Regions from separate parts of the Homo sapiens genome. Here region 1 is linked to region 2. A link is an interaction called in ENCODE POLR2A ChIA-PET data of the cell type or tissue named here. Cell type or tissue: OCI-LY7. All regions are shown on one strand. Links, peaks and the distances in the headings refer to the core of each region. The heading gives the core; the rest is flanking DNA. Region 1 has its middle 160 kb from the start of CXCR4. Region 2 has its middle 90 kb from the start of CXCR4.

The links. Peaks named below come from ENCODE experiments on the same cell type or tissue, not always from the same donor. Only the 100,000 strongest peaks of a DNase experiment are listed, where the experiment ranks them.
Region 1: POLR2A ChIA-PET joins it to region 2 with 6 read pairs; 2 of 35 experiments call an interaction of 5 or more read pairs at or near these places.

Annotation. Positions count from the first base shown.
Region 1 is chr2:136,275,414-136,284,731 of GRCh38, reverse strand. No RefSeq gene overlaps it. Among named protein-coding and RNA genes, the nearest start is that of CXCR4, 160 kb to the right of the region's middle. RefSeq lists an enhancer at 1,964-2,465. In OCI-LY7, for the core only: no CTCF peak of the experiment used is centred there; no DNase peak of the experiment used is centred there.
Region 2 is chr2:136,203,263-136,212,580 of GRCh38, reverse strand. No RefSeq gene overlaps it. Among named protein-coding and RNA genes, the nearest start is that of CXCR4, 90 kb to the right of the region's middle. In OCI-LY7, for the core only: CTCF peaks have their summits at 5,406 and 6,024; DNase peaks (open chromatin) are centred at 5,110, 5,740 and 6,776; H3K4me3 peaks cover 2,811 bases; H3K27ac peaks cover 4,244 bases.

The sequences.
Region 1 (9,318 bases), core at 830-8,829, 72 kb before region 2:
TTTTCATTTTCAATATCCATAAATACTTTGACCTTAAACAGTGGTTTTCAACCTTGGCTTCACATTCAAATTACCTGGGGAGCTTTAAAAAAATACTGACGTCTGGATCTCATCTCCAGAAAATCTGATTTAATTGGTTTGGGAGCGTGGTCTGGGAATTGGGATGTTAAAAGCTTCCCAGAAGATTTTAATTGCAGGAAACCTAAGAAAAACCAATCTAGGGTTTCAGATGAGCCTCTCCTTGTGGTAGGAAGGCTGGGTGATTATGGCTGTTAACCTGCTAGCAAACTGAGACTCCAGAATGAGTGATGAACCCTAGGTCCCACAGATGGTGAGTAATTCAAGACTCAGTACCTGGTTCTTAGCTCCTAATTCAGTGTTCTGCCACTATCCCACCTTGGAACAGAGACCAGTGGGGTTTGATCAGGAACCAAAGGTGGGCACTTGGACTCCTGTGCTGGGAAGGGCAGGCCCAGGGGAACCCCTCATGGAAGGAGGCCCAGCATCTAGGAAGCACAGTAATGGAGGTGCTTGTCACTGGGGTGCTAAATGGGAGCGGGGCAGCTCAGAGGAAAGTGGGTGGAGAGCTGAAAAAGCCAGCTGCCCCCTAGCAGGCCAGTGAGAGAGGCCAGAACTCCAATGCCTCCTTACAGCAACCCAGTCAACCCTGGCCTCCCATCTGGCCAGATTCTAAACCAAACAACAACAACAAAAATCATCTGAGATAAATAACATTAATAGTTTCGTGACCTCAGAGAATCCAATGCCCTTCTTCATTCCTCAATACCAGCCAGGATTGCTGATGTATGGGGGAGATGGGTGGTAGGTACAATGGAAAGAAGTCACCATCCGAAAAGCAATGCTTTCATCAACTAGGTAAAAGCCTAAAACATCTTCAATCAGAACAAAGCTTTCCACTGTCCAAGCGGTAATGAGTAACAACTTCAAAAGCAAATGCCCCCGGGAGAGAGAAGACCTTAGATGAAAAGCTCAAGACCTCGATGTTTAAACTAATTTTTAAACAGAACCCTTTTCACAAAAAAATCTGTATATGTATGTTTGTACACGTCATACTATATCATATGTATGACATGTTATATTATACATATATGAATATTACATATACACTATATTATTGCCTATCACATGTGATAGACATAATATTTATAATGTTATATGCACATAGAACTATAAAATCAATGAAAGTAAACTTGCTGTGGACAAAGCAGGGGCTGGGTCTGGAAATTACCTGATGGGCTGGAGGCGATCCAGAATAAATGTTGTCTCTCTCCCCCCACCTGCCTGCCCATTTCTCCTTCCACCAAGCTGGCTTGCCCCTGAGCTGCCTCAGCAACCCCTAGGACAGCTTGAGAGAGCTGTAGGAAGGAACTCACTAATGCACTGGACATGCATTGAGAACCTACTATGTGCTTGACATTGTGCTAGACACTGGGACTGCATATGGGGGAATAACAGCTCCTTTATTCAAGGCCCTCATGATCTCCTGAGGGTCGTGGGAGGAAAAAGGATAATTAAGCAAAATGTGGTGGGAACTGAATAAGGGAACTTACCGAGCATTACAGAATATAGTAGGGCCCCTGAGGAAAGGCACCTTGGGTGGGGGAGGGTGGCTGGGAGGTGGGAGCTCTCAAGGAAGTCCTCCGAAGAAGACCCCGAAGGTCAGTTTCATTCCTGAGAGCCAATGTTCATAAGATGACTGGGGATTGGGGAGCAGAAGGGCTTTGGCAATTGGGAGATGTATAGGGCTGAGCCAGACAGAAGGAAAAGGCAGGGCATCAGGGGTGCTGGAGACCAGGGACATCAAGGACAAATCTCCCTACATCGGAGGCTTGCCCGGGCTGGCACTGGGCAGCCCCAGTGCCAGGACCCCAGGCTCTCCCAACAGCATGTAAAGAAGAGACCACAGGTCCCTCCAGACCCACAGCCCAAAAGGGCAGGTCTGGGGCCACCAAACTGGGGCTCGGGCGTGAAAAAACCTACCTTTGAAGTGAAAAGATCAAAATGGCTTTTGAGAAATCAGATCTCCTCAGCTGGATTTCAGCCCTGAGAGCTGGCTTTGTTGCAGCCAAGCAGTAAAAAGAGAGCAAAAGCACAATAAAGTTCTAAGGAAGGAGGGGGCCGCCCAGCACTGGCCTGGCCTCCGAGCAGACCCTCCTCCTGCAAACATTTGAGCAAAGCAATGCACAAGAGGAAAGAAAGAAAGCAACAAAGACCCTGAGCCAGGGGCAAGGAGGCCACCACCACAAGGAACACAGTCGGACTTCCCGCTGGAGGAGCAAACTCCCTCTGCAGGAATGATGGTGATAATTGCTCACCTGAGACACTGGGGACAAACAGGAGAAGGTGGCGTGTGGTGTCACCTTCAAAGCCGCCACTCCTCTTTCACAGTGTCCCCTTAAGAAAGAAAGCAAAAAGCACAGGCAATTTTAGTGGGTTTTGCTTTTTTTTTTTTCCCAAGGCTCTTGTCTACTGTCTCAAAAACTGTCTTTTCTCCTTTGCTCCTTCATCTTCCTCCTTCTTCCCTGGGACTCTCCCTTCTCCTTTGACACCATGACAAAGAAAAATGCCTGCATGGGCCTTGTTTTCCAGATTCAATCAAGGCTCAAAGCTTTTATCTTGTTCTTAATAGCACCTTGCACCGATAGAGCCCGGCAAGGCTTTGCGGGCCTTAATTATTTCCCCAAGATCGATGAGACCCCTCAGCCCCCTGGGCAGCAGCATCCCACGGCAGTTTTCCAGATGGATGAGCTGCGTCGAAAGCTGCAGAGCAGACAGGGATGCAGACAAGGTCCAGCACGCCCAGCAGAGCCTGCGGCCTGCGGGTTCCTCGGGCGGGTATCTCGGGCCAGCTGCCTTGGAGGCAGGTCTGGGCTGCCCTATTTCTCAGATACCCATCTCCATTTCCGCCCCCCAAAGGGGATTTTTCAGTGAGATTACAGGCTGATAAGGCCCTCCCAGTTCACAGGAGAGGAAACCTAGGCAAGGGGACTTCCTGGTGCCACAGCTCAAGTCTGTGACAAGAGACAAGAGCCAGGCGTGAGGATTCCCCTGCCTGCCTTCTTGCCCACTGGGTCCCATCTCCCCATTAGAAGGGAGCAGTAGGCTTTCCCAGGCCTCTCAGCATAGGCAGCTTCATTTATACCCAGCATGGGGAAGCCAAAGAGTGCCCTGAGAGAGGAAGAGAGGTGCTCATTTTCTGTTCCATCGCCTCCCTGTGCAGCCATCACACAGGAGGAAATCACACTTGCAGTAAGAGCTGGCTGACAAGCTTGTCATTCACACTAAAGAGCTAGCATCAAGCAGCTCAATGTGCCGGGCACCACCTGGAGCAATCTACAAGCTGCAGCCTATGACATCAATGCCCAAACCTGGGGGAGGGTGCAAAATGCTAAGAGACTAAGGGGATTAGGAGGTTGGGCCTCTGATATCTTACCTGATAAGAAAGTGCATTGAAGAGCAACGTAAATTGGTAATAACAGCTGCTAACTGTTACCAAGCTCTTCTCCTGTGTTTTCACAAGGTCTCTTTCATTTTACCTCGTAGCAGCCCACAAGGTATCTTGCTTATAATCATCCAGCCAGAAAGTGGTAGAGATGGGATTTGAACTCACACACTCTGGCACCAAAGCCCATGCTCCTAATTCCTTTACCAAGCTATTCAGCAAAGCTTTAGGCTTCCTGACAGGAGGCAGGAGGTCTTTAGGTAGAAGGCACAAGACACTGCCTAATTTCCTCACACTTCCAAAGATGTTTTCCAGCCTGGACAAGCGACACATATTTAGTTATACTGGGTGACCTTCCAGAAGGGACAGGCTATGTCTATGTGCTCCCTGATGGTGGGAACCATATTTGATTCTTTTTTGCATTCTCATCACCTAGTACAGTGCCTAGATCAAAGCAGATGCTTTAAAAGTGCTTGCCGACTCCTGGCTCAGCCCTATACAGACCGTGCAGCCAGAGGCAAGCTACTCGACGTCTCTAGATTCCAGTTCCCTAATCTGTAAAATAAGGACAATAACGCAGCCCTGCCAGTGTAGCTGCATGATTAGAAGCCATATGTGCAAAGCCCCTCCCACAATGCCTGGCACAGAGTAGATGCTCAATAAACAATGGCTGTCATAGCTGTCTTCAAAGCCAATATACTAAGGTGGGATTAGACAGACCCATGGTTCTTGTCTAAAAGCAGGATGGGGCAAGAAGGAGTAGCTCACAGTATTCCCATAGGAGTTTTCCAAGCAGCCTTCTCTAAAACTTCTCTTTTATTAATAGAACTTCAGAAGGCTCTGTGTCCCTCAGCATCTCAAGGAGGAAAGATTCTGGGGAATGTTTGCTGTACTAGACACTTTGATGGGTGCTGGGTGCTCCCTTTCTTTTTTCTCCCAACAAAACCCCAATGTCATGCAGGTGGCTACACTCCTCAGTAGGGCCTTGTGCTCCCAGGAACCCTGGCCCCAGTTCCAGAGGATGAGACATGGTTGATCTAAAACCATTGTGGTGATTCACACATCATATCAGGGATTAATTTAGGCATAGACCTAGGACATGCTTATGGCTAATGACAGAAAGTCGGTAAGAGACTTCTGGAAAGAATTTTTCTTGTGGACCAAAGATGCACGAGAGCAAACAGTCCCTTTTCTCCCCTTGGATGTGATCATGATGATGCACCACCTGGAGCTGTGACAGGCATTTTTCACCCATGAGGAAAGCTCATGCAAAGCCTAAACCAACACACTAAGTATGGCAGCAAAGAGAAGAAAGAGCTTCTTCCTTAATGGCAAGATGGAACCACTGAACTAACCACACCTGCAGCACTCCGCCTCTGGATTTCTTGCTATGTGAGATAATGCTGCTTGCCCTTCAAGCCAGTTAAGTCAGTGATTTCCATTGCTAGCAACCGAAAGGATTCTGAAAATCTTGCCATCTAAAAAGATAATCTCAGAGAGGAAATAATCCTTAAATTACTCCAAGAGAGAACAAAATATCCTGAGTTGAATGAGAACCCCTAGGCTAAGGCTCAAATACAGACATTTCCACAAGCACAGGGTGAAGCCAATCGCAATACACTTGGGTCCAAACAGGTGAATGCAGTCTTGGGAAGGAGCAGTCAGGCTTCTGATTTCAAAGCAATCCCGGCTTCTCAACCAGTGATCCCAGAAAGCTGAGGAGCAGCAGATCTGAGGAACCTGTGTTCAGACTGGAGCCACAGCCTGGCCCAGGGGTTCTGGTTTCCTCCAAACTGAGGGGCAGCCACATTCCACTCTTGGTGAGCAGATCACAAAGGCTGCTATGTGTTTTGCTAGAGAAACACACAGAGAACCAAGAGAGAGGTCTAAGCAAACACCTGCATGGCCACACCTTGCCAAACACCCCACAATGCACAAAATATCTTAACCTTCTGTACTTCCTGGGGTTCACTGCAGGAAAGGGGAAAAGAGGAACACACAGGGGGCATCAGACACCACTCAGTCAGCACAATATCTACTGCAAGGGTCCCAGGCACTGTTCTCGGTGCTGGCCAGAGATGAAGTGGTTGAAAGCTTGCCACTTCTGCCCTCAAGGGACTCTTGGAGTGGGTGGGTGGGTGTAGGCAGATGTATACAGCTCTAGTATACCTGAAAAGATCCTTACAAATGCCAGGCAGTAAATACTGACTGCCAAGAAGGCTCTACAGGAGCTGCGGGCATTAAGAGAATGGAGTTACCCCAGCTGCAGGATCAGAGGATCTGAGATGGGCATGTGGCTGTTCGATCCTTTTCCATTTTTTCCAGAAGAGCTATCAGATCTGAAATTCAAAGCTGGCTTCCCACCATCAGATCTCCATGGCTTCAGCATGGACAGCAGAAAAATCCAGTGGTTTATCACGGAATCCACTGCACCAGGCAGGGATATAGCAATTCTGGCCTTGGGGCCAAATCCAGCCTGAAGACTATTTTTCTACAGCCCAGTAGCTACAAATTGTTTTTACATTTCTACTGGGTTGTTTAAACAACAACACAAAGAATATGAGAGGGAGAAGTCCGGGCCCTGGAAAGCCTAAAATATTTACCATCTGGTCTTTTACAGAAAAAGTTTGCCAATGCTTGGCCTAGGGAGGCCACGATGGCCAGAAACATAGCCCTTATTTGTCAAGATTTCCTGGAGGCCCTTCTGGTAAAACCTGAATGCCTTTGGCTGCTAGAGGTTCATCTCGAAGGTCTTCTCCTGGTTGGTCCAGGTGCTCTGGGTGTGAGAGAGGCAAGTTCATGGGCTGAGGGGTTTGGGCTCCTCCTACTCCTCTGCGTTGGACCATGCCAGCCTGTTCCAGCCTGCTGGGGCTCCACATAGTAATGATTCACCTGGGAACAGGCATTCCAACACACTCCCAGCATCCGCCATCCCTAAGCGGCAGCCTTCAGGGAAGCTGTGGGAGGGTTAGCACAGCACAGAGCCCACTAAACACACATCTCCTTCTCCAAGTGGGCTGAGCAGGTAGGGAGGAGAAAGGGGACCAGATGCCTGGAGGTCTAGGTCCCCCTCAAGCTCTTCATGCCAAGGGAACTCCTGCTGGAAAGCTACAGTCCCCCTAGCCTTGTACTGATCTGGTTCTTTGGGCACCAGCTCCACCTGTCCTAGCAGGAAGCCCCATCAGAGCCCCATTTTGTGGCCAAGGCTAAGGACCCTTATTGCCCAGGAACAGAAGATACAAAGGGAGCCAACCCCTTTACAATGTCTTTTATATTCTGAATGTGATTCAATCTAAGTTTTTGAAGTCTTCCAGCTGGCCCATATTTCAAACAGCAACAGACAGAAGCAGTTATTGTATCAGCTCAGAGAAGACATTTTCATAACCAATGAAGCTCATTATAGTTGAATACCCGATTCCTGCCAATGCATAATTTAAATAATCACTTCAAAGCAATTTGTTATATAATTATTGAGTCTTACATAATTACGACCCCCTGAAGAAGCAGAAGCAATTTATTCGGGGGGAAGAGGCATTAGACTTGGCTGGCAAAGAGGCTTTCCATATAGCTCTGGACACCTGGCCACAGGCAATATTGGTGACAAGAAGGGAGGTGGCATGGCCCTGTTTGAGGAGTTTCTGGTTATTCTGCTTCTTTGGCTGGAGGGCTCCACTATCAACCTAAGCACATTGAGAGATATATTCATTTTTGGAAAAATGTTAGCCTTTGAGGGTAACAAATATTCAATAATAAAAATGAGTTTTATAGTGAAAAAATATGATACTCTTTGTAAAAAGAAATAAATATGGTTTCTCGATGTAGGCGGTGTCTGACATGAACCTCACTGAAGAGAACACCTTTTTCTTTTCTATTTTTTTATTTCCAACTTTTACTTTAAGTTCAGGGGTACATTTGCACGATGTGCAGGTTTGTTACATAGTTAAACGTGTGCCACGGATGGCGATTAGCTGCATAGATCATCCCATCACCTAAGTACTAAGCCTGGCATCCATTAGCTATTCTTCCTGATGCTTTCCCTCCTCCCACCCCCTATCCCCCGACAGGCCCCAGTATGTGTTGTTCCCTGCCATGTGTCCATGGAGAACACCTTTTTCTGGGGGTGGTGAGTGACAGAGGGCAGCGATAGTGGCCCTGAGTGCTTAGCTAAACCAAGGACCCAGCAAAAGGCTCTCGTGGCCTTAAACCGAGAGAAATCCAATTCTTAAAGATCCATATCGAATCAAAAAGATATGGTAGCACAGGAAAGATTCTGCTTTCCATCTGTTGAACCATCTATATTTGTCAAAAGAAAAGCTCAGATGTTCATAGGAGTCAGGGAGATAACACAAGGGAGGGAGGTGAACAGGTACAAGTCTGTAGAAAGTTCTGGGGACTTTGACAAGCTGGAGAACTCGTCTCTCTAAAGGAGGAAGCCACTCTTCAGCCCCAACCAATAGTCTCTTATTCAAGAATAAAGGGCCAATGTTGCCTGATCATCTAATTTTTAAATAGAATATAGAAATTTAGATTTTATGGGTAATATTCCAATTTTTCTATACTGACTCATCTGTATACAAACCACACTGCAGATATGGTTTGGCTGTGTTCCCACCCAAATCTCATTTTGAATTATAGCTCCCATAATTCCCAAGTGTTGTGGGACCTCGTGGGAGATAATTGAATCACAGGGGCAGTTTCCCCCATACTGTTCTCCTGGTAGGGAATAAGTCTCACAGGATCTGATGGTTTTATAAAGGGAAATCCCTTTCACTTGGCTCTCATTTCTGTCTTGGCTGCTGCCATGTAAGACATGCCTTTTGCCTTCCACCATGATTATGAGGCCTCCTCAGCCACGTGGAACTATGAGTCCATTAAACCTCTTTTCCTTTATAAATTACCCAGTCTCAGGTATGTCTTTATTAGCAGCATGAAAACAGACTAATACAACTGTACAGGCCAATCAAAATATGCCAGTGGGCCATTCATCTACAGCCTGTCTTGTCTCTCTAATCTCTGACAGTGTTCTTTGTCAAATGGGAGAGAAAAGACAGGGGACTGTCACAGGCTGGGTTGTCTGGAAGCAGATGCTGGGACAGAATATGAGGTAAGAATGTTTACTATGTATCCATACCTGTGGAAAGAAGCGGGCAGATGCAGGATCGGGCAGAGGGAGAAGGCAAATGTTGATGCAGGCCTGACAAAGCTCCTGCCAATCTGGCAGGAAGTTTCAGATCAAATATTGCCTGTCAGAGCTGTCCCAAGTGAGGCCAAAGTGGCCGGACTTTTATGACCCGTCTTGCTCAGTCATCTGACACAGGTTGTCCTGGAAAGATTTGACCGCAAGTGAGGCAGTTCTCAGCAGCTGAGGCCAACCCTGAAGCTCCTGATGCTGGAGGCTGTTTGATCCTTCTTTCTTGAAGGAAGATCTGGACACCTGGACAGAGCATCTCATGTCTACCATAGGTACACATAAATACACAGACACAGTATAACATGACTGGCCAGCCATGTCACAGAATCACAGGGTCCTTGGCCACCTTCTGAAGGTCATTGAGATGGCCTGGTCTGCAGGAAGGAAACCTGAACAGATGGCCAGGAGGCCTGGGGATGAATCCCAGGACTGACACTTGCTTCTCTGTTTTCTTGTCTTGAAAATATAGGAGGTGACCTCTTGTTTTCACCATTTCTGCAGTGATGATCAGATGCTGGGAATGTTCTTAGGAAAGTTATGAGCACTTCAGAAGAGTCTGTGAAGAACAGTTATACTCTTTTATGTTTTATACCACTTTATTGAGGTATGACTGACATATTAAAAACTATATATATTTAATGCATACAATTCAATGAGTTTGGGG
Region 2 (9,318 bases), core at 713-8,712:
GCTGAGTCAGACAGTCTGGCTTTCAGCAGTGGCATCATGACAACCCTGATGGCAGGGGACAGCAGATCTGCAGCCAGATTGACCAGACTTTCTGACCACAGTAACCAGGCTGATGTCCTGGGTCAGAGTAGCAAGCCTAGGAGTCCCCAAGAACATCCTGGGAGAAGAATAGCCATAGGAAAATGGACTTCTCCATTCAATGAGGGGTCAGAGATACATGGGGTCAGAATCATGTTAATTGACTATTAAGATACAGAGAGAGAAAGCTGCTGCATGTGATCTCTTTCAAGTAGGTGACATACATCTGGGGTCCTACCTATTTGGACTCTATCTCTTCTTACTTCTCCCGCTTTCCTAAAGGGCTCAAGTTGAAAATCATAAATTCTAATCTAAATTCCTTGTTTTATGCCTAAAAGAACCAGAGCCCGGAGACATAGAGAAGATCATTCAAAAGCACATGCCAAGCTAAAGACAATACCAGGGACAGGACCTCATCTTCTGACTCTTGGTCCAGTTCTCCCTCCAACTCAGCAAACAGCCTTTGGATTCCACTTGGGAGTAAGTCTTCACTGAATGCCCACCATGTGCTCAGCCCTGTGCTGTGCTGAGTGAAACACACAGATGTGTAGGACTTAGTGCCTGTCCCCCAACCCACACCCAAGAATCTTACAGTCAGGTTGGGGAGATAAGGCAAGGGAACCCTGACTTCCTCATGCTGTGGGTGGTACTAGAAATCAATCTTCCTGCTTTAGATTTGTACCATTGTTATGTCTGAATATTTGTGATCCTCCCTCACAACCAAAACTCATCTGTCAAAAACTAATCATCCATGTGATGGTATTAGGAGATGGGGCTGTTAGGAGGTGATTAGATCAGATAATGGAATTAGCGCCCTTTTAAAAGAGGCCCCAGAGAGCTGCCTTGCTCCTTCTACCATGTGAAGGCACAGCAAAAAGGTACCATCTAAGAACCAAAAAGCCACCCTCACCACACACCAAATCTGCTGGCACTTTGATCTTGAACTTTCCAGCCTCCAGAACTGTAAGAAATAAACTTCTTCTATTTATAAGCCACCTAGTCTAAGCTATTTTGTCATAGCAGCCAAGCTGACTAAGAAAGCCTATCTATACTCATGAAAGAGTAATGCAGTTGGGGTATTATTACCATTGGCCTAGCTCAAGAGATTTCTAGCAACCTTTCCCTCTATCCCCAAGTAGGGTTGCCACGTAGAATGCATGCACTGTTGCATGGGGCATACTCATACAAAAAAAATGCATTATTTATTCCAAATTCAAATTTAACTGGGAATCCTGTATTTTTTATCCTAAATCTGGCAGGTCTACCCCCAAGTCAAGATGTTGAGGGAATTGTGCAACCACTGGCCTTATCTTGAGTTCAGCAGTATCCTAGGGTAAAAGACACAGAAGAAGTACATAGGTAATCAGTGGGGACTGAGCAAAACCTTGGAGCATGAATGGATGTCACTCTGGTCAGGCAATGATGGGCCAAGGTGCCAACTGTTGATGAAAGGAAAGCATCACCAGACACCTACTGCAAGCTCTGCTGGCAGAAACCTGGGCTCCTCTCAAGTGCCATTATCAGTTTCATTGTTGTGCCTGAACAACACTTCTCTTGCTGGTCTTTTGTCAGCTCCATTCTCCCAGCTTTACCCATACAGCAGACCCACCCTCTCCTTAGTAACTTCCCAGGCTTGGTTCCAGCTCTTGAGGCCACCCTGTGCTTCCCTCCTTCTCCCTCTCTGCACTCCCCTTGCCCACATTCTTACTGGCACTGAATAAATCCTTCTTTCTACCAAGGCACTTCCTTCCCTCTACCTCCTCCTCAAACCCTCTTCTCCTCTTATTCCCTCAACATAAACACGATGACCCATCTGACCGAGAGCTCAAGTAAAGTAAAAATCAGTTCCCACCTTCTGAGAAGCAGGAAGAACAGAAGCCTCACACCCTCCCTGGAGGTTAGGGGAAACATCTGTGCCTGCCCAGCAAGGAAAGGGAAGAAACACAAAGCATTTCACTTCTATATTAGTTTAAGTATAGAATAAGTGGCTACAAGAAGACCAAAATTGCAGAGTCTAAAACAAGACCTAAATTTCTCTCTTATACTTAATATCAGGAGGCAGATAGGCAGTCTAGAGCAGGTAGACAACTTGATTCCCTAAAGCCAACCCAGGACTCAAGTCCCTTCTTTTCTTCCATTATCCTACTGGCATGTGCCAGCCTATATTCTAGCCAGTAATAAAGGGAAGAGGGCAAAAAGGGGAAGGCCGAAAACATTCTTTTAATAAGGAACAATTGTGGACTTCTCTTCACAGGATGTCAATTCACATTCTTCTATCATCAGCCACATCTAGCTGCAAGAGAGGCTGAGAAATACAGATTCTAGCTGGGTAGCCGTGTGCCTTCTGCAAGTGGGGAAGAGAAATGTCTTATTAAAAATAAAGAAGGCACAATTATTATTCTCTGCCAAAATTAGAACAGTCTGAAAATTCAAATCTCACTGTAATGTACCAGCAATACACAACTATAAATGATGCAATAGAAGGATGAGTAGTACAAATGACATGGTATTAATATAAGGGCCCCAAGGAGAGAGGATTTGTTGTGAGGTTTATGATGGGGATAAAATTTCACCTGGGTCCTGGGAAGCCAATAATCACTAAACTTTCATTTCTTTGAAAGGTAATTTTTAACCAGAGTCCCCAATACCACTAAGGACATCTACTTATTACAACAAATTGTTAGAAAAAAAAACACTGGATCCTTGATAAGACTGAAGCACACACTCAAGACATTCATATCTCCAGTTACTTTGCAAACAACATATTAAACCTCAGGCCTCTCTCTCTTTCTGGTTTTACAAGTGTGTTGTAAGAAGTTAAGCAACTAAAACATCATAAGGAGATAAGAATTAAGTTTAATTTCCTCTCATAGCCCTCCACTCCTCCTGAACAAAGTCATTTCCTAATGTATTGCAAGACAACGTTAATCATCCCCACCCCATTAAATCTATTTGCTTTCATTACATGTTCCTAATCCAGTTGAGTATGGACAAAACATTGGATTTACTTCCCATGAATTTCACCTTTTATTTTAATAACTACTTCCTTTGCCTGTTTTCCCTGGCTTGCCTTTCATCTTCTCCTCCCTAATCCTTCAGCTTCCTCATGATCTGGGATACAGAAAGCTCAAAGAAGCTCTAACAATGCCCTTTCTTTATATCGGCCAGCTCCCATATCCACCCCCAGCTTGATCTACGCCCCACTGGTTCCGAGCATTAGTCTGATCTCAGGGTCAAGAGCATAAGAACTACAGCAAGATATTTTGCAGGCAAAGGTACTGGGCTATGGCAAGCTCCCTCATCCGCTCTGTAACAACATTTGAAGCAGGTGTAAAAAGTCACACCAAACCCGTCTCCCTTCGAAGCACAAGGTCAAAAGGATAAGAATCAAGGGGCTGGTGCAATCCTAGTCATTCTCCTTGTTCACTCCCTCTTGCTGCCAGGTCAGGAGGGTCCAGGGAGAAATTAGCCTCAGAATTATAGTCTGAGCACCTTGGCTTTCCCTAAAATGAATGCTTCAGAAATGCCCAGTAGGCAGATCATTAAAACCTTCTTAAGCATTGTTACGGGAAGGCCTCTGAGAGCCACAAATCTTGCCATAGAGGTACACTATTTATCCAGTCAGCATTTCCATAGCGAGCTGATGGCTGGTGAAGGATTTAACAAGGTGGCCCTCCAAGTCCCTTCACTTTACAAAGTGCCTTTTACAGGTGGGTAGGCTGACCTTGAGCAGGTTCATGTCTTTTCTCTGAACCTGTTTCCTCATCTGTGAAACAAAAGGATTTGATCAAAGCCTACAAGCCTGAGTTGTAAGGAGATGGTTTTAAGTACCCTGTTCCCTCTGTCTATTCCAAAGAGCCTGGATTCCACTCTGGAATGAAATGGTGGTTCTGCCTTGGGAAAACTGGCCCAAACTCAAATAGACTAACTGGTGACAGAAAGGCCATTTAGCCTGAATATTTAATTAGACATTGGGAGTAGACATCTCTCCGGTGTCTGCTGAGCTCGCCACAACCCCCTTTTCTTCCCAACACAGTTCACATGGTTGGGCTTCCAATAGCCCTTCTGGTGGTTAGACCAACTATGGACACCTGACCCACGGACAGCCAATCAGATTGCCTCCCTCAGGAACTGGGGTTGGCAGGTCAATTTCCCCCTAAAACTGAAATCCTAATGTGTTTGTGGGCTGCTCTGGGTTAAAATGGAAAATGCATACTCACTTTCCATTCATTCTTTCTAGTCTTTGAACTTTAAAATGTGAGGTGTTCATTCTCACAGAACCTCAATTGCCTACGTGTATCTGCCCAACAGAACTTACCATTTCTCCTCAAGGTAGGAATGGGGGTGAAAAAATACCAGTTGTGTAACCCCCATTTGGTACCAGAAGAGCTTCCTTGCTGGTTTTCCTGGCTTGGAGGCATGGTGTGGGAGCTTAGGCACATAGACCAGCCTAGAAGGTGAGCTTGAAGATAGCATTAAAGGTAACCACCTGAACTGATGATTCAGAGCTAGAAAGCCCGTACCATTTAATTAGCTCCCTTTGCACTGGCCTCAGTGGCATCTGAATAACATGATCTTGGCACTTACTGCAAGTTGTGAGGCTAATGAGGCTTATCTCTACAGCACTTATATGGACTTTGAAGGCCAGGGCAGTGCAGTGAGGAACAGAGGGGAGTTGTGGAAAGATTATGTAACAGGGCCTCTGGGCTATAAGGCTGCATGGTCAGCCCTATGGACCAAAGAAGAGACTGTTGATCTGCTGATAGGGTGATGACACCCCAGCTTTGCTTTTTATTAGCTGTTCTATTACCGGCAACCACAGCATCCATAGTTAAAATCTAATCTGAATGCTCCTTGAGAATCCTTGGGCGCAGAGGTTCAGAAGAGAGGCTGACAAGCCTTGTGTCTTGTGAACTACTCTGTCCCCACAGCAATGCCCAGACATCTGCGCCACAGCCTGCTCTGACTTCCCTTTTTCTGTGCTTCAAGCAGCCTTTTCCATTCTTTGCACTAAACAAAGTTTGCTATCACTCGCCTCCCTCGATGGTTTCAGGAGGAGAGCTGTTGGTATGTGTGCTCACTTGTGACCTGGTGCTCAAAGCAGTGAACTAGAGAAACAGCCTGGTGGGTGGAGTGTCTAAAAGGAAATCGGGACTCAAGATAAGGAGGAGCAGCCCACTGATGAGCTAGGTGCCCTTGGGCAAGTCCCTTAACTTCTCTGACTTTCTCTTAACTCCTCTGTAAAACAAGCAGAGAGGATAAGGTGATTTTCAAGACCCTATGACTACATGGTGTGATTTCCCTTGCTCCTTCCTCCTGCAATGCCTCCTGTGTCCTGAACAGTTCCTGTGAAAATTACTTCTAGGAAAGGTATTTGCCCCTCCAAAGCCTTTTCCAGATGCTGCTTGCCTGAAAGGGAGCAAGCTCTGATTGGGATTCACCCCACACTTTTTTCCTCTAACACCAGAAATGCTCATTTGTATTGATGACTTGAAGACTGGAAGCCTGTGTTGCTCTGGCGATAGACAGTTGAGTTTATTGGAAGTGAACACCAGGCTTTCAATTCACATCAGTCTGGGTCCTCGGATTTGCATGATTGCACATTCAGAGACAGGCACCTGCACTCGGGGCATCCTTGGCTGCCCACACGTTCCACTGAGCCAACCCCAGCTGCTACAAGCTGCCTGTTTAAACAAGGCCTGCTGGGAGTTGAGCAGGGCTGCTGAGGTGAAACAGTGTGTTAGTGGTTGAGGCTGTTCGCACAGAAGAGTCCCCTCTGTTGACCAAGCCTTTCTGGTAGCTCCTGGGACAGCTGCAAAGGGTGTGCGACCCTAAGGAGCCTCCTCCCTCGTGGGCTGGAGCATCTGCTAAGGCCTGTTCTTCATTCCTACTCAGCATCAGAGTGAGTCCTACCATGCTCAGCTCCTCCACTAGGGAAACCTCCCTGGACCTCAGTCCAAATTCAGAACCTCCTTCATGAAGATTTCATAGTAGCAGACAATCCATAGTTAATGTCAGGGTTTAAGTCCCAACGTTACATTGACTAGCTGTGTAACCCAACGGCTTTTGGAGCCTGTTTCCTCAATTGTAAATGAGGATAATAATATTGCCTACATGGTTGGGCTGCTGAGGATTAAATTAATTAATACATGTTAAACACTTAGAACAGGCCTGGGATGTGGAAAATGCTCACGAAATCTTAGTCATTATTTTGTCATTAATTTGGTTGAGAGAGGTCAGATGTAGAAAGCACCTGGAAAAAGACAATTTAAGTTCATCGTTGAAACGCAGTAATCTTATTTAAGTATCAAAATGTTCCTTGTAAGCAAGATGGAATTGTTTAACTGTGACACTGGGTACTATAAACTGCAAAGTAATCTCTCATGAAATTTTAGAGTTTGAAGATTAAAATGCACTACTTAGAATGCAGTCTGGGGAAAGGGTAGAAGAATGGGAAGAAGGTCTTCTCCTTTAACCAGGTCTGGTAGACCACCCCTCAAGCTTTCTAGTCTCCCTCCCCATGGAATGACTTGCCCCCTTGCTCAGCTCCAAGCAAGAAAACTGAAGAACCGGGAAGTGAAATGATTTTTTGCTGATCTGCGATTCAAGACCAGGTTCATCTGGATCAAAAATCCTTTGCTGATTCTGCCTCTCCATCCAGTCAAGCACTGTGCCAGGCAGACACTCTGGAGGAAACACAGATGTATGACACAGCCCCAAACCCAAGTGTCAGCACTCTGACAGGAGTGCCTAATATTACACAGAAGTTCCGGAATACAGTTGAGAAAACCTCTCAGCAATTGAGAGAGAAAGAGAAAATTAGATGATCAAAGCAAGAGATCCAATATCCAACAAACAGGAATTCTAGCAAAAAAGAGAGAGAATGAAAGAGAGGAAACCATTAAAGAAATTGAATAAAGTTCCTCAGACCTGAAGGACATGAGCTTCCTGAATGAAAAGGATCTGCTAAGGATATAGAACTGTAAGTGGCAGGGAATCCGTCATCATGAAATTGTATATAATCAGGGATGAAGAGAAGATTCTAAAGGCTTCCAGAGAAGGAAAATAAGATAAAAAGGATGAGGCCAGGATGGCACCAGAGTTCTCACCAGCAACACTGGAAACTCGAAGAAAATGGAGCAACACTCCCAAAGTTCTGAGTGAAAACTATTCCCCAGCTAGATTTTAATATCAAGACAAAGTCAATTGAGTGTGAAAGTTTAAAAAGTCATTTTCCAAAAAAAAAGTGAAGTTTTCAAAACATTTACTTCCCATGTACCCTTTTTCAGGAAGTAGTAGATGTGTTCCATCAAAATAAGGGAGTAACCCAGTGGTGTGCTGTAGCTGGCTCAGGCCAGCACCCAAGATTATCTCTTTTCAACTCTGAGTTTAGTGACATCACATTGGTCACTTAAAACCAGCCATGATGGGACTATTGATACCACAGAAATCAGCAAACACTACGAACTAGGGCTTCCCATCCCCCTCAACCCTCCCTGACCCCCAGGTGGTTGTTACATGTACCAGCACACCACTGGGATAAACCAAGAAAGAGAAAGATAAAGGATCTGCTATGGTCTGAATGTTTGTGTTTCTCCAAAATTCGTATGCTGAAACCCAGTCCCCCAGTGTGTTGTTATTAAGAGGTGGAGCCCTCATAAATGGGATTAGTGTCCTTATAAAAGAGGCCTGAGGAAGGTTTTTTGCCTCTTTTGCCCTTCTGCCATGTGAGAACACATAGAAGGTGCCATCCATGAGGAATGGGCCCCCATTAGACACCAAATCTGTTTGTGCCTTGATCTTGAACTTCCCAGCCCGCAGAACTGTGAGCAATAAATTCCTATTGCTTATAAATTACCCAGTCGAAAGTACTTTGTTACAGCAGCCTGAACTAACACAAGACCTTTAGGAGAAAAAGCCCAGTGAATTCCAAACATAATGATGAAGAGAAATCTCAATATACCTGAGAAGAAATCAGATAGAAATAAGGTTCCAGGGCCAGGCATGGTGGCTCATGCCTATAATTCCAGCACTTTGGGAGACCGAGGTGCGTGGGTTACTTGAGGCCAGGAGTTACAGACCAGCCTGGCCAACATGGCCAAACCCCGTCTCTACTAAAAATACAAAAAAAAAATAGCTGGGCATGGTGGCACGCGCCTGTAATCCCAGCTACTCGGGAGGCTGAGGCAAGAGAATCGCTTGAACCCAGGAAGCAGAGGTTGCAGTGAGCTGAGATTGCGCCATTGCACTCCAGCCTGGGTAACAGAGCAAGACTCTGTCTCAAAAAATTAAAAAATTAAAAATAAAAGAAATAAGGTTCCAGAAAAAAATGTCTTTCAAAAAGAAGCTAAGACTGATAAATTATCTGAGAGTTTCAACAATGTTGAGAGATCTTTTAAAACTCTGGTAAAGACTTTAGGGACATATTAGTCACAGATATCAATACCAAGAAAAAAAAGGGTAATTATTAACTACAGGGGAAATACAACATTCACAAAACAGAAGGAATTGTAACTGTAGTACATTATTTGGCTCTGCTATAAATAATGTTGATATAATCACAGTGAAAGGAATATTAATATTGATGTGACTAACACTACAATATAACTATCAAAATAATGCAATGAGGGAAACTGGGAGACATTAAAAGTAGTAGAATACTTTCTAAATCTAGGAAAACAATAAATAAAATATAATATAAAAAATTTGTAGCATAAGCATGTTATATAGAATTAAGAAAAGGCTGGGCATGGTGGTTCATGCCTGTAATCCTAGCACTTTGGGAGGCTGAGACAGCAGATCACTTGAGCTCAGGAGTTCAAGTCCAGCCTGGACAACATGGCGAAACACTGTCTCTACAAAAAATTCAAAAAAAGTATATATATATATCCAGGCATGGCGGCCTATGCCTGCAGTCCCAGCTACTTGGGGGGCTGAGGCAGGAGGATCACCTGAGTCTAGGAGGTCAATGCTGCAGTGAGCTGAGATCACACCACTGCGCTCCAGCCTGGGTGACAAAGCATGACACTGTCTCAAAAAAAAAAAAAAAAAAAAAGATCAGAGCAGAATGAATGAAATAAAGAAAATGATATAAAATATCAATGAAACAAAGAGTTTGTTTTTTGAAAGTTAAAACTGACAAATATCAGGCTCTGTTGAAGGGCCAGTGCTGCAACTGTGCACTTGTGCAACTCTTAACCCAGCCACATTTCTTCCAGACAGTGAAGAAAAGATAAAACA